Linked DNA regions of Homo sapiens: regions 1, 2, 4, 5 and 6 are each linked to region 3. Evidence: chromatin contacts called from ENCODE Hi-C or POLR2A ChIA-PET data. All regions are on one chromosome and are shown on one strand. The core of a region is the stretch at or near the end of the contact, and the rest is flanking DNA. Distances in the headings are between cores, read along the strand shown. Region 1 has its middle 150 kb from the start of LINC02133. Region 2 has its middle 79 kb from the start of LINC02133. Region 3 holds the start of NETO2 (neuropilin and tolloid like 2). Region 4 holds the start of LINC02134 (long intergenic non-protein coding RNA 2134). Region 5 has its middle 130 kb from the start of LINC02133. Region 6 holds the start of LINC02192 (long intergenic non-protein coding RNA 2192).

The links. Hi-C counts contacts between places; a loop is a spot of excess contacts on that map. ChIA-PET counts read pairs that join two places held with the same protein, here RNA polymerase II (POLR2A). Pooled maps may share reads with other maps.
Region 1: a loop to region 3 is called in a map of mammary epithelial cell, with 5 times the contacts of the local background. The contact joins the enhancer-like site here to the promoter of NETO2 in region 3. A Hi-C loop is called at or near these places in 3 of 168 maps with a recorded cell type or tissue (Calu3, MCF 10A and mammary epithelial cell), 3 of 37 single-sample maps with no recorded cell type and 6 of 50 pooled maps.
Region 2: a map of naive thymus-derived CD4-positive, alpha-beta T cell shows a loop between it and region 3 (4-fold over the local background). The contact joins the enhancer-like site here to the promoter of NETO2 in region 3. A Hi-C loop is called at or near these places in 1 of 168 maps with a recorded cell type or tissue (naive thymus-derived CD4-positive, alpha-beta T cell), 6 of 37 single-sample maps with no recorded cell type and 13 of 50 pooled maps.
Region 4: a loop to region 3 is called in a pooled map, with 2.7 times the contacts of the local background. The contact joins the promoter of LINC02134 here to the promoter of NETO2 in region 3. A Hi-C loop is called at or near these places in 1 of 37 single-sample maps with no recorded cell type and 4 of 50 pooled maps. POLR2A ChIA-PET finds 5 or more read pairs at or near these places in 1 of 52 experiments (OCI-LY7).
Region 5: a loop to region 3 is called in a map of IMR-90, with 4 times the contacts of the local background. The contact joins the enhancer-like site here to the promoter of NETO2 in region 3. A Hi-C loop is called at or near these places in 4 of 168 maps with a recorded cell type or tissue (IMR-90, MCF 10A, chondrocyte and 1 more) and 9 of 50 pooled maps. POLR2A ChIA-PET finds 5 or more read pairs at or near these places in 1 of 52 experiments (activated CD4-positive, alpha-beta T cell).
Region 6: a map of A673 shows a loop between it and region 3 (2.6-fold over the local background). The contact joins the promoter of LINC02192 here to the promoter of NETO2 in region 3. A Hi-C loop is called at or near these places in 2 of 168 maps with a recorded cell type or tissue (A673 and chondrocyte), 11 of 37 single-sample maps with no recorded cell type and 6 of 50 pooled maps.

Annotation. Positions count from the first base shown.
Region 1 is chr16:47,710,136-47,714,414 of GRCh38, forward strand. No RefSeq gene overlaps it. Among named protein-coding and RNA genes, the nearest start is that of LINC02133, 150 kb to the right of the region's middle. Within about 2 kb of position 2,569, at least 3 of the 41 ENCODE cell types and tissues checked have a DNase peak (open chromatin) inside an H3K27ac peak, as active enhancers do.
Region 2 is chr16:47,777,884-47,781,913 of GRCh38, forward strand. No RefSeq gene overlaps it. Among named protein-coding and RNA genes, the nearest start is that of LINC02133, 79 kb to the right of the region's middle. RefSeq lists enhancers at 1,614-1,703, 1,764-2,113. Within about 2 kb of position 1,853, at least 7 of the 41 ENCODE cell types and tissues checked have a DNase peak (open chromatin) inside an H3K27ac peak, as active enhancers do.
Region 3 is chr16:47,140,874-47,145,208 of GRCh38, forward strand. It overlaps NETO2 (neuropilin and tolloid like 2), which reads right to left and starts at 3,072. Exons shown (of 9, transcript NM_018092.5): 1 at 2,706-3,072. The coding sequence starts at 2,739. It overlaps ITFG1-AS1 (ITFG1 antisense RNA 1), which reads left to right and starts at 3,195. Exons shown (of 4, transcript NR_110904.1): 1 at 3,195-3,621. RefSeq lists silencers at 1,076-1,165, 1,176-1,225, 2,053-2,202, 2,373-3,212, 3,273-3,602.
Region 4 is chr16:47,963,900-47,968,199 of GRCh38, forward strand. LINC02134 (long intergenic non-protein coding RNA 2134) reads left to right here and starts at 1,790. Exons shown (of 2, transcript NR_146502.1): 1 at 1,790-2,111. LOC105371237 (a long non-coding RNA gene) reads right to left here and starts at 1,537. Exons shown (of 4, transcript XR_933513.2): 1 at 1,381-1,537.
Region 5 is chr16:47,730,915-47,734,784 of GRCh38, forward strand. No RefSeq gene overlaps it. Among named protein-coding and RNA genes, the nearest start is that of LINC02133, 130 kb to the right of the region's middle. RefSeq lists an enhancer at 2,800-3,870. Within about 2 kb of position 2,002, at least 4 of the 41 ENCODE cell types and tissues checked have a DNase peak (open chromatin) inside an H3K27ac peak, as active enhancers do; they include IMR-90, where a contact is called at or near this core.
Region 6 is chr16:47,885,498-47,889,810 of GRCh38, forward strand. LINC02192 (long intergenic non-protein coding RNA 2192) reads right to left here and starts at 1,633. Exons shown (of 2, transcript NR_110649.1): 1 at 944-1,633. All of the region lies in intron 4 of LINC02133 (long intergenic non-protein coding RNA 2133), which reads left to right. RefSeq lists enhancers at 1,377-2,576, 2,117-2,931, 2,932-3,745.

The sequences.
Region 1 (4,279 bases), core at 1,319-3,818, 570 kb after region 3:
TTCCAAGTCACCAAATTAGAGCTCAAAAGAGGAAGTCATCACAGATGTAGAAGACATTTTAAATTTTAAATTTAAATGATACATAGTAACATTAGAAAATTCTCAAACTTGTGACATGACTGCCTCAAAGGTGCTTCATGAAGAAACAGGCTCATCTGTTTTCCAAGAGCTGAGAATCCCGGGGTAGGGCTGGAGCGACCCGCTGTCACCCGGCCTGTGACCCCGTTTACAGTAGCCTTGGCTCCTCTGTGACAGGTACGGTATCTTGTGGAAAACAGAATGGGGGCAACGGGGAGCAGCTTCCCTAAATGAGGAAGCTGGCAACCTTGCGGCTCTGAGAGAAGTGTATTTATTCTGAAACCTGGCTTAATCCTTTCTTGCTAAAAGATTACCTGAGGCATATCTGACAGAAAAAGCAGACCCCAGTTCCATCTTGTGGAAAGCACTAAGAGCTACTAAATAAGCCCGGACATTCCCAGCATGAGTGTATTTCATTCCCTTTGAGATCCCACCATAAAATGAAAGTGAAGAAACTCGGTAACATCAGTCGCCCACTGTCAAGTGCCCACCCTACCATGGTGGAGGAGAAACAGAATGTGAGGTAGATAATTAACGGTCCCATCTTATGCAATCAGTACAGTGAACTAAATGGGGCAGGTTTAAGTGGCAATTTTGGCTCAAATGCCAGCTCAGCCACCAGTAAAGATGATGGGTTCAGAAGGGTTGGGATCATTTAGAGAAGTGTTTGTTTTCTGAGGCTGAAAGTGGGAGCTGTAATCTGGAACCTTTCATGCAACATGTGTTTCTGGTTCTTCAGATTCAATTGTTTTTTGATAGAGACATTGCAAATTATGAAAGCACAGCTCATGACCTAGAAGTTTTGCAGCACGATCGTTTCCCTTCTGGACAACTTCCTACAAGACTCTGGGTTGAAAACAGCAGGATGAATCCAGGCAGAAAGGAGATGCTTTGAATCTGATTTTTTCCTGCAACTTCCTTTTCCAAAATAAATAAATAAATAAATAAATAAATAAAAATAGCGGAATGATTCTCCAGCCATTGAAATCATTAATCTGCCCTCAATTAACAAGATTCTGTTTAGTTTTAAGATTTCTGGCCGGGCGCCGTGGCTCACGCCTGTAATCCCAGCACTTTGGGAGGCCAAGGCTGGTGGATCACGAGGTCAGGAGATTGAGACCATCCTGGCTAACATGGTGAAACCCCGTCTCTACTAAAAATACAAAAATTAGACAGGCATGGTGGTGGGCGCCTGTAGTCCCAGCTACTCGGGAGGCTGAGGCAGGAGAATGGCATGAACCTGGGAGGCGGAGCTTGCAGTGAGCCGAGATTGCGCCACTGAACTCCAGCCTGGGCGACAGACCGAGTCTAAAAAAAAAAAAAAATTCTTTCTTGTGTTGCTTTTATGTGTGTGTGTTTGTTTATTGACCTATGTGAAAGGAAAAGGTGTATTCACATTTTTACTATTCACAATTTCTTGACCCATAAGTTTATTTTATGCCAATTTAGACCTTCATGATCACCAATTTCATCCTGGTGATCAACATTAATTAACTTTCACTTGCAAGTAGCCATGTCCAGGTCTCCAGTGGGAAAGGACAGAGTCTGAGAATTCTCTGAGAGTCTGAGAATATGGGTTCAGGCCCCATATCTCCCTTTTTCTGGACATGGTCGACTGTTCGGCAAATCACTGATGCTCTTTGAACCGCAGTCTCCTTATCCTTTAAGTGAGTGAATTGGGCTGGATTTTTGCAATGCTCCCCTCCACCTCTACCTTTTTATCAGTTCATCTTCCATTTCTGTAACTGCATCCCCTTTCCTTTAAGTGTTTCACTCCCTTGTGTCTGTCTTTCGAAGAGCTTCTCATTCCCTTGTCTTAAATTTCACTTCTATGCTAACTCCTACACACACACATCTTGATGTATAGACACATGTACATAGATAAGAATAGATATGGATCCTGTATTGCTATTTAACCACCAGAAACTTGCACTTATCTGTCCTACTATCTTTCATCAAACCCCTTATCCAAATTTTGTAGAACTTGCTATTTCCTCCCAATACAGATATTCTCCATTCTGGACTTAAGGTCTCTTCTCTATGGCCTCCCCATTATCCCAGAACCTGCACTAATACTTAATATCCTTCTTTATCAATTGCCAAGTCCTATTGTTGTCTTCTGTCTTCGGAATCTGACATCTCCTTTCTGCTCCCACTCCCAGGACCCAGTGGCTTCGTTTCTCAGTAACCACCCACTTGATATCTGGCTCAAACCAGGAGAAAGTTCCCCAACAGGGAGTGGGGACTGCTCACTTGCCTGTCTCACTGTCTGTCATCGAAACCCACAAATGAGACAAAGAGATAATGTGGTTTAGGACTCAGCTTTCAGTTCAGAGGAATGGATGGCTGCAGCCCCAGGAAGAAATTGAAAAGCCAGGGAGCCAGATGCATCCCATGGGACCCTGCCCAGAGCTCGGCCACCGATTGCCCGGGACACCCACCCCAGTGTCCGTCAGACCCTGCCCTGAGCCCAGCCGCCAACTGCCTGGACACCCACCCCAGTGTCCGTCAGACCCTGCCCATAGCCTGGCCACCCACTGCCTGGGACACCAGCCCCAGAGTACATGAGACCCTGCCCGGAGCCTGGCCACCCACTGCTCAGGACACTAACCCCAGTGTCTGTCAGACCCTGCCCGGGGCCCGGCCACCCACTCCCTGGGACACCTGGCCCAGTGTCCGTCAGGAGTTTTGGCTCCATCTTTGCTAAACGCTTTTTGTGATTGATTTCATTTAGCCCTGACACCGTTTCTGTGAGGAAGAGACTGTTGCTGCTTCTGTTTGAGAAATGACAAAGCTGAGTAGCTAAGAAGTTAAACAGGCCCGTGCCAGGCCAGTGGCAGGGCGGGGGTTAGAGCCAAGGTCTGCAGGATTCCAGATCTGGGCTCTGAACTCCCTGCACTAATCTGCCTTACCTTTTAGACCAGCTCCTTTTGGTTTATTTTTTAACTTCTGTATTCTTTTTTTAAATGACAATTGTGAGACAAGATAGCAAACATAAAAAGCCATGTTTGCTCATTTCTGCTTGAACCCCTCACTGTGATGAAATGCAGTCCTCTGGAACAATGCCTTGAGGACAAGGCAGGACAGAGCCCGCGGCCACCCACATCCTCCCTGAGTCACTACATCCTTGAAAAGATAAATAACCTGAACCTTTGCCTTTGCCTGCACATAAGATAACGTCTGAAAGGGTAGTCATCTAGAACCAGATGTACTCTCACATCCAAACTTTGACGTGATTTTGCACATACTCAACCGCCGCCACTTGCATATAAGCTGTGGCTGAAACTGGTTTGGAGCAATCTGACCCATCTGCTCTGGGCCCTAGGTCTCAGCCTATTGTCCTCATTAAGACTTCTGAATAAAACTAACTTTAATTCTTTAAAAGCTTAATTTTTGTCTTTAGTCGACAACAACAATGGCTAAGAAAAAGCAAGTCTAAAGTGGTGTCCTCAGTGGAGGGAGAGTCAGTCTGCCCGTTCTTCATTTTTTTTTTTCTTTTTTTCGAGACAGAGTCTTGCTCTGTCTCCCAGGCTGGAGTGCAGTGGTGTGATCTCAGCTCACTGCCACCTCTGCCTCCTGGGTTCAAGTGATTCTCGTGCCTCAGCCTCCCAAGTAGCTGGGACTACAGGCGTGCGCCACCATGCCAGGGTAATTTTTGTATTTTTAGTAGAGACGGGGTCACCATGTTGGTCAGGCTGGTCCCAAACACCTGAGCTCAGGTGATCCGCCCACCTCAGCCTCCCAAAGTGCTGGGATTACAGGCGTGAGCCACCGTGCCCTGCCTGACAGCCCCCCTGTTCTAAGAATGGAAACTTTCTTCTATTTCTGTTGCCTCTGCCTCTGCTCCATTGCATCTTCCCTCCGCATCCTTAATGGAGCTCCTGAGCCCAGTTCAGGATGGCTGTCCTTAGAATTCCAGAGATTTGGTTGGGGGAGTCGTCTCTCGGGTCATTGCTTCCCATGGGCATGGCACCTTTGATTGACAAACACAGAAGGGCTTGTAAACATCTCTTCCTGTCCAGGACTCAACACCTTTTAAGATCCATGGTTTCTAAAGAAAAACCTGGATTTGGTTGAAACCATGCATTTTGTATGCCATGATTAGGAGGAGAGACAGGGGCTTCTTCCCAAGCTGTGCCCTGCCCTGATCCTGGTGAGGACCCACATGGAGTGAAACCCCTGAGGGGCACCACAGAGGGGT
Region 2 (4,030 bases), core at 603-3,102, 640 kb after region 3:
CTGAAGGAGAGAGAGCAGTCGTGGGAACTCTTGAATTAGTAGTTGGCCAGGAAGAAGTGCAGGTAGCCTGGGGACCCCATTTGTGGCTGGGCCCTGAAGTACAGGCAGTCTTGTGGGACTTGTAGAACCCTTAACTTGTGGAGGTCTGTGCTAACTCTGGGTAGTTAGTGTCAGAAATGAATTGAATTATAGGAAACTCAGTTGGTATCAGAGAACTAGAGAATTGGTTATTGGAAAAGAGACAAAACACCGAATGACTCTGACTCTTGTGTGGAGGGTAGTAGGAAGGGGACCAACAGCAGAAGAGTCAGGGAGACAAACCAGCCACCTAATGTAAGTAACTGGGAGAGACAGCAGCAGTCATGATAAGACATACTTGTGATGCAGTGTGGGCAAGCCCCAAATTTGGGGCTTAGCCAGGGAGAGTTCTTGGCTTCACCCAGGAAATAATTCAAGGGTGAGGTGGTGGTGGTAGCAGCTGTTATTGAAGTGGCAGTGTATGGCCGCAGCAGAGGTCCTGCTCCTTGCAGAGCAGGGCTACCCCATAAGGCAGTGCGCCCAGAGCAGCGGCTCAGGGGCAGTTCTGCAGTCACATTTATAACCACTTTTAATTATATGCAAATTAAGGGATGGAGTATTCAGAAATTTCTAGTAAGGGGCAGTAACTTCTCGTGTTGCCATGGAAAGGGGTGGTAAATCTTAGGCGTTGCCATGGCAATGGTAAACTGACATGGAACACTGGTGGGGTGTCTTATGGAAAGCTGCTTTCCATAAGACCCTGTCTTAACTAGTCCTCAATTTGGTCCAGTGTCTGAGCCTTCCTCCTACCTCACTTGGATTATGGATGTATTTTGAAGAGAAAATCACTGTGATTTGCTTATGGGTTCCATCTGGGATGGGAGAGAAAGAGGAATTGAGACTGATTCAAGGAATTGGGCATGTGGAAATACAATGTAACTCTCAATGCCCCAGTGAAGGAAGTGTCTCTGGAGCCCTCTGGAAACATATTGTTAAGGGCTGGGTTAGCAGGTCACACAAGATTGTCAAAAGACAAAATTACAACAAATTCAGTTTGAAGATCTTAATTGGTTTTTATCTGCAATTCTAGAATAAGGCAACAACTCATAAAACAAAATGAGTGTTCCGTTGAGCCAAGCAAAGGAGGTTGGTTTTATAGACAGTAAAGGGCTGAGGAAAGCAGAAACAGAACAAAAAATGGGTTGGTTGTTTCAAAGTTACTTTTCTTCTAAAGCAGAAAGAACTTTTTAAAATTATGCTGGCTTAAACTGGCCTGTTTGGAGATTTGGTTATTCTCTCTCTCTCCTGATTTCTTGGAAAGTTAGATTAACAGCTTAATTTCAGCTTGGTGGTATGGAACTTCAGCAAGAGTGACTTCAGTTTGATTTGGTTTGTTGGGCCTGGTGCAAAAGTTCAGTTCAAACAAATAAATAGCCTCCTCTAAATCTTATTTAGCATAATAAATCCCTTCCAACACTCCCATCCTCCTATGCCTGTGAATTTCTTCTCCTATATTGTACCAAGGAATTTCTGGCATTTACACTACATTCAGTGTAAGTCACCATTTAGTCCACTCTCACTCAACCAAATAAGCCACAGTTAGAACCATAGCTGTCTCCAGCACACTGAATCCAGAGAGTCTAGTAAGTGCATTCACATTGATGGATGCAGATGGAACTACAACTGCTTCTGCCTCCTGTGCACATTCTTCTGGCAAGTTATCTGGTGGCTTCTTGCTCCTGCAACCCACCTCCTCCAGGAAATGTTCCCTGAGTCATTGCCAGCACAGTGACAAGCTCCCCAGAGAGGCAGCCCACTCGTGAGCCCAGCTCACTTATCTCATCTTCCTGCGTTGGGGAGGAAACTGCCTCCAGAGACCGGAATTCCTGGGGCCTGCAGGGATACCCCCGATGCTGCAGGGGGAGGGACGGAGCTCCCAGGCCCCTTCCTACCAGAACGTTCTACAACCCCCATATAAATTCTTAGAACCCAGAGTTCCACGGAGCATGAAACAGTCATCTGCTTTCACTTTCATGTTATTGAAATCATGTGACATCACAAGGTCACAGGGCTGGACCAAGAAGGGAACAAGACTTGGATCTCCTTCCAAGGTGTGCAAGAGGGCCATGTTGTAACATATTAACAGTATCTTTCATAAAAGAGGGGAGACAGCCAGTGGTGATGAAGAGAGATTTTTTTTTTAAGTTTTCAATTAAGGAACTTGAAATTCTGAACATTTACATGTGAAATTCAGCTGCAGCATATCTGGATATAAATAATACATTGAAATTTATGTAGTTAAGCTTTACAGGAGTCGGACAAGCTCTGAAAGGATTTGCATTTCATTCCGTTTTTTAAAAAATGTGTTAACTAAAAATAAAATAATTTCAGGCATATAAAGTAACTAAGTCAGTAAGGAGAATTTGCAATAGAAAATGAGTCACATTTAATTCAGTGCCTGTGTCTTAAACCATTCATGGGATTAATTTACAGGATAAAGTCACCCTGGGGGTGGGAGAGGGAGGAGGCTGCTCTGAATTATAAGCCAGGACATTGGTTCTGGCCTCCGGATTGGTTCCATCTTATTCTTCCCTGCTCTTCTTAGAACTAGCTCTCCTTTTTGTTTAAACAATGCCTGGTAAATATTTCTGCAGCTGGAGAGGTCGCAGGTGTGGCAAAGAAGGACAGGAGGTGAGAGGAGAGGAATAGATGGGGAGACCCATAGGCTGGGCTCTCTCCACATTCATCTTTTCCTTGATCCATCGCTTAGGGCTGCTTTTCTCCTGAGTGTTCAATTCCGAGCAGGCATTCAACAGCCTTTTGGTGATTATATGAGTCTCCTGAGAGGCTATAACAAAGCATGACAAACTGGGGGCTTCAACGAAGGAAAATTTATTTGTTACAGTTCTGGAGGCCGAATTCCAAGAGCAAGGTGCAAGCTGATTCAGTGCCTGGTGAGGGTCTGTTTCCTGGTTCATAGATGGCCCCTTCTTACTGTGTCTTCCCATGACAGAAGGGGCTAGGTAGGCTCTCTAGGGTCTCTTTTTAAAGAGCACTAATCCCAGTCATGACCTGATCACTTCCCAAAGGCCGCTAATACAATCACTTTGGGGGTTAACTTTCAACATATGAATTTTGAGTTGGGGGCACAGACGTTCAGACCATGGCAGTAGGTTTTCAGTTCTCCTGAGACTGTGCTGAAGAGTGGAATTTCTGGGTTGTATGGTAACTCTGTGGTTCATGTTTTGAGGAACCACTCCTTTTTTTTTTTCTCATTTAACATGTAAGGAAATGGAGGCTTGGATAGTTTAGGTCAACTGGCAAATGCAGCTAGTAAGCCAAACTGCTGGGAGTCCAGGCCAGCAGTTTTCACCCGGACCCCGTGCACGGAACTCCTCCATCACACTGACTTGCCGTGCATCCGGAAGGACTGGAAGTTATTTTGGTGAATGGGGGCAGGAAGGACTCCTGGGAAGATGTGTTACATCCTAGAAGTATGGGAGGACTTTTTGCATTTATGTGGGAGGAGAACAACTAGACCATGCATTTTGTGGGATGAACTGACAGAACAGAGGTTGAAGGAGCTGTTCCTTGAAGGGCCTTGCATACCATGCTCAGGAATTGAATGCAGAAAGATTTTAAGCAGAAGCGTAAGTATGAAAAATATATGCATGTAAAAGAAAAATGAAACCCAACCTCATATGAAAAGGCAAACACAGAGGAAAAAATATTTGCAGCCACATGACATTGGGTTAATAGCTTTGTTATATAAAGGACTCTTAAAACTGATGATGAAAACATTTAAACCTAACTAGATAAATGGGCAAAGGACATGAACAGATGATTCACAAAATAAGAAATGCAAAGCAGTAAACAAACATATGGAAACATGTTCAACTTCTAGTATAATCAAAGACATGCAAATTTAAACAACAGTAAGGGAAGCAATTCTTTGCCTATCAGATTAGCAAATGTTTGTCAAAATGATAATAGTCGATTCTGGCAAGAGGGA
Region 3 (4,335 bases), core at 1,822-4,321:
TGAAATATTGCTGAGTCGAACAGATTCTCCTGAAGCAAGTGTGCAGAATAAGAACAAAAAATGGATTTATAATCCTCATGTAATATTTTCATGAGACTATAATGCTTAGTTAACCTTGACAGAAGATTAACTCGAATTCTGTGAGGCCTAGAGTGATCACAGCTAAAAGTGAATTTTTTAGTTTCAACAACATAGGAAAGGTTTAAAAGCCTAGTAAGGTTATTCTTTTGTCTTAATGGCTGAAAGTAAAACAAGAATAATCAGTGGCATCTTAAAGAACTAAAATTACTTTCTACTTAAAATCTCACACACTCATTATGGCTGATTTATTTTAGTAGAAACTGACCATAATATTTCAAACAAGGCTTCTGTGGGTAATATCCACAATTATGTAAATGTTAAATAGCTGCTTCAGATAAGAACCTCTTTGATGTTAAAGCAATTCACTTTATAGGATAAAAGGAAAACTTCTTCATGCCTTGGGGCACACAATGAGTAGTTTGTAATGGGAAAGGCCAGTATCTTTTTAAAGGCAACTTTTTAAAATTAAAATATTGATTTTTAAATAAATTATACATGCGTTTGGTAAAAAAAAAAAACAAAAACAAAATCAAGTGATACAAATGGGTGTGCAGTGAAACCAGTCTTCCCTTCATTCCTGTCTTTTAATCCCCTAGATTTCCGTATTAGAATCAACTACTGTTAACAATTTATTGAATCTTTCCAGACCAGTTATTGGCATTTACAAGTTGATACCACAGACGACTTTAAAAATAACTTGCTTTCTCTCTAGGAAGCCGCCACCAATAGCAGCAACAACAATAATAATTCAGCTTGAGCTTTAAAAATACTCCAGCATGTAAAAATAGTGTAGGCTAACACTGAAAAAAGAAAAGCCAGACACTATATTGTTTTCACCGTAGCTCTGCCATCACCAGAATCCTTTCCTGAAAGGTACAACACTCAACGCTTCACCACGATGGCCAGAGAGGGCAGTGTGCACCCACGGGAAAGGCAAAGGCAGAAACGCTGCAAATCCCTTCACCATTGGAGGAGGCGCTACCAGCCCCTACCCTATCCAGCTCGATTTTATCAAGTTCTGCAGGTAAAGCGGTGTGACAGATCTACGCGATTTCATCCGGGGGTGCTCTCGGATGCACGGTCAGTAGCATGCTGACAACCTTACCGTAGTGAGGGCGCAATCCGACAACGGCAGAAAATTCAGATAAGCAACACGATCAGAAATCCTAGTGTGCATACGGTTTATCACGAAAGAGTAAAAACATTCCTTTCCCAGGAATGACTGTAAAAATTAGGAGTTAGAGATATGAAAGCCACAGGATGAATTTCAGAGTTGTTTTCAATTGTAATAAAGAAATCACTACGGATTTACGGTTTGTGAAATATTCATCAGCTAGAAAGTCCTAGGTTACCTTAGTACAAGCTGTAGATACGTTTACAGTGGGGTAGTTAAACGTTTCGAATTACTGAAATCTCAATTACGAATTTAGGAATATGTGGAGAGTAGACAATGTGTCCAATTAAAATCAAAAGCAAAATTACACTGAACTTTCTAATAAAACAAATTTGAAAAAAGTGCTGTTAGGGAGCAGGAAAAAAGTCACTCTACAAATATTAAGATACAGTGCTGAGTTATACATAACACCGTTAATAATGCCTCAGCCGTACCCTCGAAATTTTTAAAAAAAGAACATGTTACGACATTACAAACACGTCAGCTTTCAATTTAAATCAGCAGGGGGAAAAAGGGAAGTCCTTTACTGAGTGGTGGTGCTGTTTTCCCTCTGGAAATTGAAAAGACGATTTATTCAGTCCGAGTTTCAGGAGCAACTTTGTATCCCAATCCTAATTATCTATGTATATAAATTTTCATCTAAATTACCACCTCCTGGGAAATGCAAAGCCGGTGGAGTAGGTTTTAGAGCTCTGTGCTCTGGACAAGCCAACTGTTTTAATTCCCAGTACAACAAATTAGTAAGAACCGAACACCAGCGGCGGGGAATTCTGAGACCTCTGGCGGAGCGCGAGGAGCGCCGCGTCCCGGGAAGCACCCGAGCAGCAGCGCTCCCCGGGGGCCGGGACAAGCCGGGTCCGCGGCGCCCGCGCGCCGCCCCCGGAGCCCGCAGTGGTGCCGCAGCCTCCGTGGCCGCAGCAGGTGGGACCCGGCTGGCCCAGCAGGCCCCGTTCCCCGCCGCGAGGTGCAGGCGCCGCGGGGCTATTCGAAAACCACTGCACGACGTCACGGCCGCGGCTTTTATTGTTCTCGTGGAATTACTTTTTGCCATCACATCTGGAGAAAGAGCGGCCTCCGCTCCACGACAGGAATCTCACAACTTTGCAAAGGGATGCGCGGAATTCTACGGAAGCGGCGCGAGGGCGCAGCCCGGAGGGCCCTGCTGGGCCCAGGGGCCTCCTGGCCGCCTTCCCGACCCGATCCCTCTTCCCACACGCGCCCCGCGAACGTCGGCCGGACTCGCAGGGGTCGGAAGCGGCGCGCCCGGAGAGCCGGCGGAGCCGGGCAGGGCTCGCGCCCCGCGGTCCGCTCCGAGTAGCCGCGAGCCCCGCCAGACAAAGAGGCGCGTCGGGTCCCGGGCGCGGGTAAGGGACGCAGAGGCGCGGGCAGGGCGGCGCGCCAGCCTCGGCCCGCAGGGGGCGCCGTCCGTGGCCCCAGCCCCGGTCCTTACCTTTGAGGACCGAGCAGAGCCGCTCCAGGGCCATGTTCCCGAGCTGCCCGGCGCTTCGCGAAGGGCTGAGGTAGCGGCGGCGGTGGCTCGGCGCTCACGGCTCGGCGCGGCGGCGACGGCCCCACTCCGTCCCCATCGCCGGCCAGCAGCTGCCTCCCCGCTCCCCTGAGGAGAGCTCAGGTCCTGCGGCCCGCCATGCCCGAGCCCCACAGTGGGCTCCCGCGCGGCCCGAGCACCCCGACGGGCGCCGCCTCCTGCTCCGCGGCGCCCCGTCCCATCGACCGCCCGAGGGCCGAGGAGTGCGGACGCGCGGCGCGGGACCGGCAGGCAGCTCCGCCCGCGGCCCCGGCGCGGGATCCACTGAAGTGGCGGGCGCGGGGCGCCCAGGCTCATTTAAGGAGGGAGCGCGAGCGCCGCGTGCCGGCTGCGCCGCCTGTGCGCATGTGCCCGCCCCGCCCCGCCCCGCGCCGCGCCTCGCGCGCCCGCCGCGGCCTCGCGCCGTGGGACGGCGTCGCTCCCCGCCGGCTGCCGTTAGGGCTGGGAGCCGGCTGGGCGCGGGGGTAGTGAGGGTGCCTCTCGCCGTGGCTGCGCGGCGGCCTCGTCCGAGAGGCCGGCGCCGGGGCAGTGACCGGCCCGTGCCCAGCCGCCGCGCAGGGCGCCCGGGGCAGCTGGCCGAGCCCTCGATGCCTCCCGTCTGACGGAGGCGCCCGGGAAGCGCCGCCCACCTCGGCCCCGCACCCTCGCCGGCCTGCCGGGTCTCCGCCAGCCCTAGCAGACAGAGAGGGGCGCCGGTCCCTAGTCCCCCAGACCTCCATTCAAGGTCAAAACTTTGCCCAGCTCAGCCTTGCTCGACCCTGGGCAGGGAAGCGCGGACATCGGCAGAGGGAGCCCGAGGCTCTCCGTGCCCTTCGCGCCGGTGAGTTCCCGACCCGCGGCGCTGCCGGCGTTTCCCTAGCGCCCGCCAGGTTGACAGGCACTTTAGTACCAACTCCTCAGACTCCCCCTCATGAAGTAGGTTTTAGGGGATTGGAAAGTCGAGGCCAGAGAGGTGAAGCCCTTCGTCCAGAGCCGCGTAGCGAATGAGCGGCAGGGCTGTGCACCTCCCCCGGGGCTGCCCTCCTAGCAGCTAACCACTACGCTGGGCAGCTTCGCCAGCTGATGGGAGTCTCCAGGTCTGCCAACAACTGCCTGGCTGTTGGTGGTATTCATGATCCTGCTTTATTTTCTCCACAGCGGTTATCACACTGATATGACCTTCCTCATTTATTTATTTGTTCATCCTTTATATCTCCCTCACCCTCACACCATTAAAATATCAGCTGCTTGCAGGCAGGCCGACTGCATTCATTTTTTTCACTCCACACATACGTATTGGGTGTTAATTATGTGCAGAAGACAATGATTGGTGCTGGAGATAACAACCGTGATCAAGGCCTTACCATAATAGAATATTTATGCCTGTCTCTGCGTGTAGTAGGAACTCTGTAAACGTTTGTCTAACCAATTGTAGCTAAAGACAATGTCAGGCAACTGAAACATTTTTCAGGTGTTAAGCTCTTCTCTCTCACTTTGTATTCCTTCAAGAAAGGTACAAAAGCATAAATAATTCATGAGATTTACAAAGGAAAAA
Region 4 (4,300 bases), core at 540-3,039, 820 kb after region 3:
AAGTGCAGAGGAGGGCCATGTACCAAACCAGACCCAGAGGACTGGGTGCAGGTCTGTATCTTGAATGGGGAAGCCTCTAGCCCCAGCCTGTGTAAAATCATGTTACTGAGTTTCCCTAATTAGTTCAGCAGTGAGCCAATATTTCCATGTCCTTAATGATGAAAACATCATAATCCATAAATAGGATTTATTCAAAAGTTGCGATACACAGTCATGTGTCACATAATGACATCTTGCTCAACAATGGGCCACATGCATACATGACAGTGGTCCCGTAAGGTTATATTGGAGCTGAAAAATTCCTATAGCCTAGTGACGTCTTGATGATTCTGACCCTGTGAAGGCCTAGGCTAGCATGTGTGTCTGTGTCTTAGTTTTTAACAAAAAGTTAAAAAATATTTAAATAGGAAAAACGTTATAGAATAAGGATATAAAGAAAAAAATTTTTTGTACAGCTGTATGATGTGTTTATGTCTTGAGCTAAGTGTTATTGCAAGACTCAAAAAGTTTTAAATGGTTTAAACGTTTATAAAGTATAAAAGTTATAGTCAAGTCAAGGTTAATTTGTTGTTGAAGAAAGAGAAATAGTTTTTATAAATTTAGTGTAGCCCAAGTGTACAGTGTTTATGAAGTCTACAGTATTGTACAGTAATGTTCTAGACCTTCCCATTCACTCACTACTAGCTCCCGGACTCATCCAGAGCAACTTCCAGTCCTGTAAGCTCCATTCATACTACATACTCTACCAAGCTGTACCATTTTTAATCTTTTATACAATATTTTTACTGTAGCTTTTCTATGGTTAGTTATGTTTAGATACACAAACACCATTGTGTTACAATTGCCTATACACAGTATTCAGTATAGTCACATACTATACATGTTTGTAGCCTCAGAGCCATAGGCCACACCATACAGCCTAGGTGTGTGGTAGGTTCTACTATTTGGGTTTATGTAAGTGCCCTCTGTGATGTTTGCACAGGGACAAAATCACCTAACAACTCATTTCTCAGAAAGTATCCCTGTCATTTAGTGGTGCATGACTAAATGGTGCATAATCATATTAGGAGGTTGAGTTTAAGAGAGGCAAGTTGTGAAGAGCTTTATCTACCCACTTTAATAGGAAATTTTAGGCAATGTGGAGATATTTGAAAATATGGAGGTAAATAGAAGATATAAAATGAAAGTTCCTGAAAGTGGTTGCCTCTAGGAACCAGGGAGAGGGAGGGGTGTTATATGTGTGGGGATTGATGTTTCTTGTTATAAGCTTTTAAGCACTAATTGACTTTTTAATGATGCAAGTGTGTTTCTTTGATAAAATTAAAATTGAGGGAAAAGAGAAAATTGCGTAAGCACTTCTCTACTACTTAATTTATGTACCTTATGAATTGGATTTCCATAAATGGGTTTTGTCCAAGCAGGCTACTCGTGGAGATTGCAGATCATAAATAAGAATTGCTGATATTAAGGAGGTAATTAATTGGCCAGTAGCCAAGGAGAGACCCTTCATTCCTAATAAAGGAGTCCAGGCTCCAGCTTGAAGAGTCAGGATCTCTATTGTGGGCTTCGTTCTTGCCAGGATTTGAAGAGAAACCCTTTACTAATCCACACTTTGCAACACAATCCACCTGATGAGTCACTGATACTGTTGGTGAGAGCCTAAATAATCATCATTCCAACTAGAAGAATGCTCGTGCTTGCTCTCTGTTGCCATAGAAACAGTGCAGCTCCAGTCTCCCTGTTGCTTTGGTAACCCACCCCCCTTTCCTCACATCACTACTGCTGGGGTATTTTGCTGCCAAGATAATGGTCTCTATTATGGATTGAATGTTAATGGGCAGTCCTTTACCCCAGACTACACCCAGCCCCTTCTGCAGCTCCACATTTGAAGGCCTTGTCTAAGTGGCATCTCAATGAGATGGTAATAGATACTTGAATCAGATGGAGAGGAGCTGTAGTGATGGGGGTGGGAGGGGATAGAAGAAGCGTTCAGCTTCTAATCTTGAAAAGGGAGGACTCGGAACTTGGAGAGGCAAAAATGAGGAAATCATCCATTAGAGTGCCTCAGCTGTGTATGAAGTCCTAAAGCCATTTCTTCCAGTCAATAAAAGGTAATGCTAAGTAAGGTTTATTGAGGAATGAATATATGCTGGATACTGGGTTAAGTACTTTTTGCCTATTTAATCCTATTTTACAGAAGAAATGGATAAGGAATCTGTTCAATGTCACAGAGGTTCAGAATTCAAACTCAAATCATAGTCACTGCACTAAGCTACTGCTCACTTGAGAATGGAACAAGCAAGGGTGGCATCAGAGAGTGCCCTTACACTAAAAGAGCTTACTTTTCAACTGGAAAAAGACATTTAACACAAAAGGGGAAAAATTAGAAGATGACATCTTATAGACCGTGTGAAGTGCAAAGTTCTGGTGCCATGTTCACAAAGAGGCGAAAGTGGGCGAGACATTACAACGGCCTTTCCATAGGAAAAAAAGAAAGAGGGCTCCTGCAGACACTGAGAGGAATCTAGGAGACAGGAGTTGCCTGATTTAGTCTCAAACCTGATACAGCAAGAATCAGGGGCAAGTTCAGGCATCAGCCCCAGAGCAGGTGTTTAACCTGAGTCACCCTGGACTGATGATGGGTTTTCAGTTGTCAGCAAAGTAGAAATTTGGCTCCTCTCCTCTTCGTTTGAAATTCAAATTTTCTTGATACTGCCTCTTTTACTTTGAAATTCAAAAAAAAGTTGAAGTTTCATATGAAATTGTTTTAAATTTTATGGCTCTCAATTTCACAATCCAATAACCCTGTTTAGTTTACAAGATTTTTTTTAGCCACCTAAAGTCCTCATGGCATTAAGTGGAGTATAAATCTTCAGAAATAGAATTTCTATGGTGTCCTGATTTTTTAAAATCAGAATTACGATGCTTCGACTTGTCCTTCTGTATCTTCTAATTCTTCCCCCATTCTCCTCCTTTAACACTCCAGGGCATGGAAGTCATCCAACAGCTGCTGGAGGGACTGTGCAGAGTTACGACGGAGACAGTGACTCCTCCAAAGGGGTCTCGAGGGTAAAGCATCTTGATGTCTTTATCTGCAGGGTCTTTTCAAGCCCAAAGCAGTGGTTCTCAATCCTGAGCTCGTTCTAGTCATCTCCGAGAATAAACATGTGCAATTGTCAATGCCAAATCAATATATATTGGTTTAAAATGTTTATAATACAGATGTATGTTGTCAGGAAATCTTGGAGGGAGGTGAATGCCACAGAACACCTGACAGTAATATCAATTGTTGGCTAAATGATAGCTTGCACGTGAGACTGTCTAGATTCAAATCCAGCCCAACTTCTCTCTGTCTCTGTTTCTTCTCTTTCCCAGTAGCTGTGTAACCTGGGGTAAGTCATTTCATTCTCTTAAGTCTCAGCTTCCTCTTCTGCAAAATGGAAGAAAAGGAAAGTCATATTTTTGTGCAGATTAAATGAGACAATGCATGAAATAGATTATAGTGGTACCTGGAATGTAATGCTTAATAGATATTAACGTTTTTATTCTTAGAAAAACAAATCCACTAGATGTTTAAGGTCCTCAAAAAGATTCATCTCTCCTAGCGACTGGCCTTCTGTGCATTTTTTCCTGTTTCAGTTTGTGAACTTTGGAATACAGGATTTCCTAACACTTCCTGCTACTGCTCTCTTAAGCTCCTACCTGGATTTGGTCATTGAGGCCCTGATGTTTCCAGTTTTTTACCTTGCTTCATCCTTGCATCTACCTACTCAGCATCCTACATCTTGATTTCTATGGCTCTGCTTCTAGACCTAGGATAAACCCTGATCTTAGTTACTCCCTTGCTCAGGAATAGATTTCTTATATTCTTGATGGTGGACTTGGGTGAGATGGTGGATCCAGGATTATAATTAAAAAGAGTAGGGAAGGAACCTAGGGCCTTTGTAAAAAGAAATCAGATGTCTTAGCATCTGGCGAATTGGAAACTGCTGCCCCAGAATGCAGAGGATGATTTGCTCATGAACTATACTGTGTCTGGTGTAGGGGTTATATTTTAGAAAGTTCTAGCAGGAGGGTAAGTTTGTTTTGAATAGTTTTGTTGAATAACAATCCCCTCATGTATAAGAAAGCCTTTTTCTGTAACAGAGCATGCAGCCTGGAGCAATTAGGAAAAGGAGAACCCACCTAGTCACTAGAGTAACTGAATCAATTTTGGAGATTCCCTGGGGTGATAGGTGGCAGTACCTCAACATGCCCACTATGTTTGCAACACTATGGGTTGCAAAAAGAAAGAGAAAAA
Region 5 (3,870 bases), core at 752-3,251, 590 kb after region 3:
TCTTCAAATTACAATGCTCAATAATGTAGATGAAAATATAAAAGGAGCAGTAGTGGAGGTGGAATTAGGAAGTGGATAGGAAGTCATTGTCAGATGCTGGTGCCCAGGGACATCCTCTCAATATGCACCACCTCCAACCAGCTGGCCTCAATTTTGCTCAGCTCCTTGACTTAGCAAAGTAACACAGCAGTCCCTAAATGACTCAATGGAGGAACAAAATTGACAAAAGAAGCTTATTCTTTCCTTAGTGTTCCCAAGTTTTGCTTAACTATTTTCCAGTTATTTCTTTGAACTCCATTTCTTTAGAACATTAATGTTTAAATTGAAATTCTCTAAGCTGGGTATGTCCGTTAGCTATTGCTGTGTAACCAATGAAGTATTTACTTAACTCACTATGCTGTAGGCCAGCTGGGTGATTCCTCTGGCCTTGACTGGGCTTGCTCATGCATTTTTGGTCAGCTGTGGGTTAGGCAGGTGACTGCTGATATTGGCAGGGCTTTCTCAGCTGCTGGGGTTTGGCTGGCTGTTGAGAGGTCTAGGAGGGCCTTGGGTCTTCTCCAAATCCAGCGAATCCAGCTTGCTCACTTTGCAGTACTGGTGCTCCAGGAGAGAGAGCAGCAGCATGCAAGCCCTCTTAAAGCTTAGGCTCAGGACTGGGAGCACAGTTTCCACACATTCTATTGGCTACAGGAAGCCCAGATTCAAAGGATGGGGTGAAAGACTCTACCTCATGAGGGGAGGAGCCACAGATCACATTGCACAAGGCATTGATACAGGGGGGATAAAAAACTGGGGGTTTGGTTTTTGTTTGCAGTTTATCACACTGGAAGAATTTTATACAGACACTCAGATACAAACAAAAAGCTTGTTTTAGCTGCTGGAATGTATTATAGAAGCAATGATCAGAGTGGTGAGACGAGGGGTCAGAATGTAAAAGAAGATGTTTTTCCTGCACTCTAATTTTAAGCATCCTTTCTCCCAGGGTTCAACCTTGGTTATTTTGCTGTTGTTATTCTCTCCCTTCTTATTTGGCCACATTTTCAAAGAACTGGGATTTTCAGAAGCCTAAGATCATTTAAGATACAGGTTTAAATCCTGTGTGTTTGGAGTCTTTGTACTGTGCAGTTGAGTACTTTTGACTATAATAGTTATTTTTCTAAGATGTTCATACTCACTATTTCTTTGTGGCATTTGAGAAAGTCCTGTCTTCTAATTTAGGATCATCAAATTAAAAAAAATTGAAACGCTCTTCCCCACTCCTCTCCCAAAATTATCTTCTGGCAATATTTGTGGAGCTACAATTTGCACCTCCTGTGAAAGTCTTGAGACTCCAGACCTGGAGCTGCCAATTCAGGAGCCAAGGCGGATGAGGTCTGAGTGAGCTGTTGGACAGTACCTAGGAGGCCGTAGGAAGTGGTGTTGGGTCCTGTGGTAGACCAGCAGTTCTTTACATTTACATTTGCTACCTGTTAACATCACCCAGGGAGTTTTTTATTTTTTTATTTTTTTATGCCCAAGCTGCATTCCAGACTAATTAAAACAAAATCCTTGGGAGTGGAATTCAGGTATTACTATTTTTTTTTAAGTTCCTTGGGCAGTTTTAATATGCAGCCAAATTTAGGAACTAGTGAACTAAGCCAGGATTTCTCAATCTTTAATGTGCAGACAAATGACCTGGGGACCTTGTTAAAATACAGATTCTGACTCATCCTGTCTGGGGTAGGCCTGAGATTCTGCATTTTTGGTAAGTTCCTGAGTGCTGCTGATGCTGTGGGTCCTCAGACCACAGTATGACTAACAGGATGTAAAGTAGAGAGCTCAAGCAGCCTGAAAACTTTTTTTGCAGGGGGCAGGGGACTGGTCTCCTGTATGAACATAATTTGTGCCGACAATTCAAAATTAAGAGATTTCTCATAAAAATGGTTATTTCTGGTTTCTCTTAAAAAAAAAAAATGAAAGTGCCTACAATCCCCAGCTCTGCCTTTCCACACAGACTTGTGCTAAAGAGTGACTGCCCCACAGGAGGGGGTGCAGGTGACTCACCAGGGCAGGCTCTGAAATGCCTTTCCCTGCATTTGTTTATGAATAGGATGAATCTGTCTTTCATTTTTTCCATATAGACTGGCAAGTCGTCTTAGAACGCACAAGCGTACATGTGCGTCCACAGCAAAACCACGAAGTCAAAACACCAGATGATAAAGTGGAAAAGGCAAAAGGAAAAGGGAAAGAATAACAATTCTTTAAAAGTTACATGTGTTTATCAGTAAGGAAGGTTTTGGTTATATCAGAAACTTACTTGAGCTGTTTTAAGGGAAAAAATAAATGAGGGAGAGGCTGGGTGCAGTGGCTCACACCTTAATCCCAGCACTTTGGGAGGCCAAGGCAGGCAGATCACTTGAGGTCAGGAGTTTGAGACCAGCCTGACCAACAGGGTGAAGCCCTGTCTCTACTAAAACTACAAAAAATTAGCTGGGTGTGGTGGCGCACGCCTGTAGTCCCAGCTACTCTGGATGCTGAGGCAGGAGAATCGCTTGAATCTGGCAGGTGGAGATTGCCGTGAGCTGAGATCGCACCATTGCACTCCAGCCTGGATGACAGAGTGAGACCCTGCCTCAAAAAACAAAAACAAAATAAGTGAGGGAGAATTGTAAGCATAGAACGGTGCTCATGGACCCGTGATGCAGCAAGGCTTTCAGGGAAGAATAGAACCAGGGAGGGGCCTGGCTGTCAGCAAGGGGGACCCTTTCCTTGCTTTCATCTCACTCCTCTCTGGACATTCTCCTCCTCCTGTGTCTTTGCTTTCTCGTTCTCCAGTCCACACAGTAGAAAACACAGCCACCAGCAGTACCTGCGTTTACATACCAGGGGCCTTGCTATACATTCCCAATCCATATTCCTGAGGAAGAAATTATAATGGCTCAGCCTGGTAGAGGAGGAGGGACATCGCTGTTAACTGGGAGAACTGGAGGATGTCCAGCGAAGCTTCTGTTATGCTAAGGAAACTTATTGCAATTAAGCATAAACATTGAGCCATCCTATGTGGAGAGAATGAATGCGCTGAAATTCTAGAATGGCCCCAGCCCATCCCAGAGGCAGGGGATAGACAACGAGGTGTCTCGACTCCTTTGCTCCTATGGCATCTTTGCCTTTTGAAGGAGAATCTGTCCAGTTGCAGAGTCAACTATTTCTCAATAATGATAATAATAATAATAATCCTGAAGATGCAGCAAGACCAGCAGTGCTTCACTGATTTTTTTTCCTTTCCAAAAGGCATGCAGAGCATGATAATCACCTGAAGGCAGCAGCTCCTGACAGCCGGCTACAGGCTGGCTTTCATGTTGTGGGTGGCATTAGGTAGATAACCCACAGGAATCGTCTCTGGATCTGAGGTCAGGAGAACACAGCCAAGGCTACACAAGACAGAGAAGATTCTGCTGAATTTCAAAAGGTAGGAAACTGGGTTAAATGTGAAAATGGGAAGAGAGCAGAGGAAGATATTCATAAGCCAGGTTATTGAGAAAGAATGGTTTATAAGAGTGTGCACTTACTCCCCTATAATGAGGTCTGGGATTATCTGTAAAAACATTTAGCTCTGATTGTTTTAAAAGAAAAGATAAAATGCTTAATATGTGGCACCCTGGAGTGTGCCTTTGTGTGTGTGTATTTTAAATGATCATCCTAACGAAACACCTTTAATGTACAATGGATCGAATTATACAGCTTCCCATCAGAGAGTGCGAGGGAGAACAAAGCCTCAGATGTTGTACATTCAGACAATGAGGTGAGAGCAGATTTGAGGATAAGAGGAACTGAAGTGCCTCGTATAAGCCTGTATGAATGCTCCCATCTGGTCCTAGGACTCAACTATCT
Region 6 (4,313 bases), core at 383-2,882, 740 kb after region 3:
AAAAAGTTTATTTGGATAAAGCTCTTAAGCTATTTCTTTCTTGTTCTAGTGAGAACCTGTAGCTAGTCCTCCTTAAACTCCCTTTCTCCTAAGCCAAATGGATAGACACCTGTAAAAAGTAGAGTCAAATAGCAACAACTCTGGAACTGAGACAGGAATCCTAGATCTGATTTGCTGTGTGATCTTGGATAAGATAGTTAACCTCTCTGTGCCATAATTTCCTCATCTACAAAATAAGGGTTATAAATGTACATACTCCGTAGAGCTCACTGAGTGTTCACAAAAATCCCACCTACTTACAAAAAGTCACTTATTAGTTATGTACCTGGCATATAACTAATACTTGATAAATGCTAACAATTATTGGTTTCCTATATGCAGCCTCCTACCTCTAAATGCAATACCTCTTCTAGGATACAGATTTTGTAGTAAACTCTGTAAATTTCCTATTTCCAAAGTTGTTTATATTTTTAAATTATTCACATTAGGAATATTTTGTTTATTTTCACATCACAATTTTTTTGCAGGCATTGCTTGAGAACCAATTTATTCTTGATCATCTTTTTTGATGTGATGCTTATCAGTAATCCCTGAAGAAATCTAATTTAAAAAAAAGCTTCAACATCTATAGCTGTCTATGTTGGATTTATTTGCATTAGCTATTTAGATGAGTCTCTCTAGCTTGGCATTTGTCACCTTTTTTTAACTTTTTTCTTCCCAGGAGATCAACATCTTTGCATCCTTCTATCAGTACTTTGAATCTTGTATTTCACTTGAATGCCCAGCCCCGCGTCAGCGATGAGATATTGATTTCTTCTTGTTGTCATTTAACATTCTCATGGAGACCCTGGCGGACCAATTTACAAATGATTGCTAAAGTGCTTTGGCAAATCGTGGTGTTTTTGACAGAGAAAGAAAAATACAGACTATGAAAATTTTGTACCTTTCAATGGGGTTCACTTAATGCCATGCAGCCTTTCTCCTCATGAGCATTTTCGGTCACCACTAAAGATCCTGTTTGGCTTCTTTGATCCTGCGATGCACAGGGCTCCCTCCTCCAGGCAGGATGTCTCATCTCCGGACTTTGTGGACTGGGGTTGATTCTTTCACGCCCAGGGGGCCTCACCTCCGGGCCTGCTCCTTTCTTAGAGGTTAGTCTTTGCGTGAGCAGGCACACTTGTTCTGAAACCACCACCATGGGGTTAATTTGCAGATCCTCAACCCACCAGGCAGACTCCACTTTCTGACCCCATCTGTCAGACGCTGAAATTCATGGTCCTTCCCAGGGCAGAAGCCACGAGCCACAGAGCAAAGCTGCCATCACTTTGTATATTTCAGGGTTATTTATTAGGCCTTGGCTTGGAAGTCTAGCCAGGAGGTTTTCACTCAGGGTCTGTTTGCCTTACGCAGTCTGTCTCTGAAGTGCAATTTGGAGATACAGAGACGTCAGGGTAATTTTCCATCCTCTGGTGACAGTGTTATTATTGAGAAGGAAGGATGAGGGCCGCTTGCTGTGCTAATGACTGCTTCTCATTTCATAGGCTCCAGGAGACCCAGGCTGTAAACGACTGCACATAGTCAGGTTCCCCCAGAGCCTCACATGGAGTTCCTCGCCCTGGGGAAGTGATGTTAATGGTTTTCTTTGCAAATCCCTCTCCCACCCACTTTCCTGACAGGATTATAGAATCCCTGTGTCTAGACACCCTGGGAGCTCTGAGGATTTCCTGAGCCTGTTTTCACTCACTCATTGTGATATCTCCTATGGAGGCTGAGTCAACACCCAGTATTGTGAGTATTGGGGGCGTAAAGGAGATGTTAGGATCATAACCTAAAAGTCCCTGCCTCCCACCCGCAGCCCCCTCCCTGACCCTGTGACCCATCACGCTAGCCTTCTGCACCCTTTGATTCTGTGCTTTTCAGAGCCCCGAGAAAGCTCCGAGCCTAGAATGCTGCTCCTTTCCCCTCTTCATCTCCTCAATGTCCACCCATCCTGTGTCACCAGTCATCAGAGAAGCCTCTGTGCCTCCACCCCAGAAGAGGTCAGGCTGGAAAGCTCTTAGAACCTCTAGTTTGCTTCCTTCAGTGCCTTTCTTCTATTTCATATTTGCGTGAGAATGTGCCTGGCCTCTTCCACCCGAGGAACCTGAGAGGCTCCTGTGAGCTAGGGCAGGCTTGAGGCTCTGCTCACCAGCGCATTCAGCAGGGAGGAGAGGCTGGCACATGCAAATTCCTTTCTTTAGTCATCTTTATTGTATGAATGGCTGCGAGGGAGTAGCCTCGGGGTATTCAGTGGGGAACTGTGAGTCAGTAGAGGGGTATATAATAGGTACTCACCTGAAAATGGTCTTTTGTCTTTCAGTTTACCCCTGGGAAAGGGTGAAAAAAAGGAGCTGCTACATGGTGGGTTACTTGAGTGTAGGAAGGAGAACAGGCATAGGATCCATTCACGTTTACTCTTCTTGACGTGATATATGCATGTGAATAGCCTTTAGGAGCAAACTCAACACTCAGCTAAATTGTAGTGCATGTCATTTCCAACAGACCCTTAGACTATTAGAAAGGGCAAGATGATTGTCTGTTTCAGCGTTGACATGTGTGTGCACACAGAACTCTTTATGTAGAAGAGATAATGTATCAAGTGGGGTAAAAAATGGAATCACTGAAAAAAAATTATGTTTTTCCATGGAAGGGTAATTATTGCCCAAAATAGAGCACAGATCAAAACATCTTAATTCTTTGCCATTCTCTTTTGGATTGTAAAAATCCCTGTACTCTCTATATTTGCCATGTCAATGACCCAAACGCCCAGGCATTGCAGGAATGTGGCAGAGTTTGAGTTGAGTCTTACGTATTCATTTAGAAAATACTTACCAGGCAGTGGCCACGTGCTGGGTACTCTGATCATGTTTCAGGGTCATGCAAGACACAGTTCCTGTCCTCAGATGGCATGGGGTGATGTGAAGAGCCTGGGGTTTGGAATCACACCACTTTAAATTGGAATTACAAATCTACCATTTACCAGCAGCATAAACTGGGACAAGATGTTTAATCTCCCTCATTCCCACTTCCTACATCTGTAAAGTGAGGTTAATGCTGCTTATCTCATAAGATAGTTTTGAAGACTAAATAAGACACAACCATGTATAAAGAAAGTCAGATCGCCGCATGCCCTCAGTCAAAACCCTTCAAAGGGTTGTTAGGAAATTGGGAATAGAGTTTGAAATTCTTTGTGCTGCTACACGATCTGACCTTTGTCTGCCTCTCTGTCCATCTGTCTGGTTTTTGCTGCCTTGCTCTGTGTGCTCCCAGTGTGCTGGCCTCCTCCCTGCATCTCCAGCCTCCCAAGCATCTTCCTGCCTCAGGACCTTTGTGCTGGCTGCTTCCTCTGGCTGGAACAGTTTTGCTTCCAATAATCACAAGCCTTTTGCTCACATTAATCAAGTCTCTCCTCCAGAGGCATCTCCGCAAGAGTTCTTTCCTGCCCTCCAGCCTGAAATATCTCCCATCACTCCGAATTCTTTAACCTACTTTCTTTCTCTTTATAGCCATAATTCCTATCTGACGTTACGTGATATGTCTATTTGCTTCCTGTCTGTCTGAAAACTCTGATGAAGGCGGGGCACAGTGGCTTGTACCTGTAATCCCAGCACTTTGAGAGGTCAAGGAGGGAGAATCATTTGAAGACAGGTGTTTTGAGACCAGTCTGGACACCATAAAGAAACCTCATCTCTATGAAAAAAAAAAAAAGGCGAGACATGCGATTGTGCCTGTAGTCCCAGCTACTCGGGAGGCTGAGATGGGAGGATCATTTGAGTCTAAGAGTTTGAGGCTGCAGTGATCCATGATTGCTCTACTGCACTCCAGTCTGGGTGACCCTGTCTTAAAAACAAACAAGCAACAACAACAAAACTCCATGATAACAGGAGTTATTATTTTTCCATTGCTGTCTCCCCAGTTCCTGGAACAGTGCCTGGTACCCAAGTATTTCCTGAATGAATAAATGATGAAGATTTCTTTGCCGAGTGCTTGGAGTATAGTAGGAACTCAATTAATGTCAGTTATCTTGCTTCACGTTTCTCAGCAAGGAGCTTAAACTTTAGAGCTGAAGATAAGACAGTGTGAGATGGATTTTTTTTTTTTGGATTTAGTTAAGCCACATGGATCTTTTTATATCCCAATAACGACACAGTGCAGAGCCTAAGAGAAAGTGAATTTTCACTTTATGTTTTAACCAATTTGTTCCACATAAAGTATGTCTGGGGTGATAAGAGCAAGAGTTAGGAAAAAAATAAAGCACTAGAACAATTCATGGA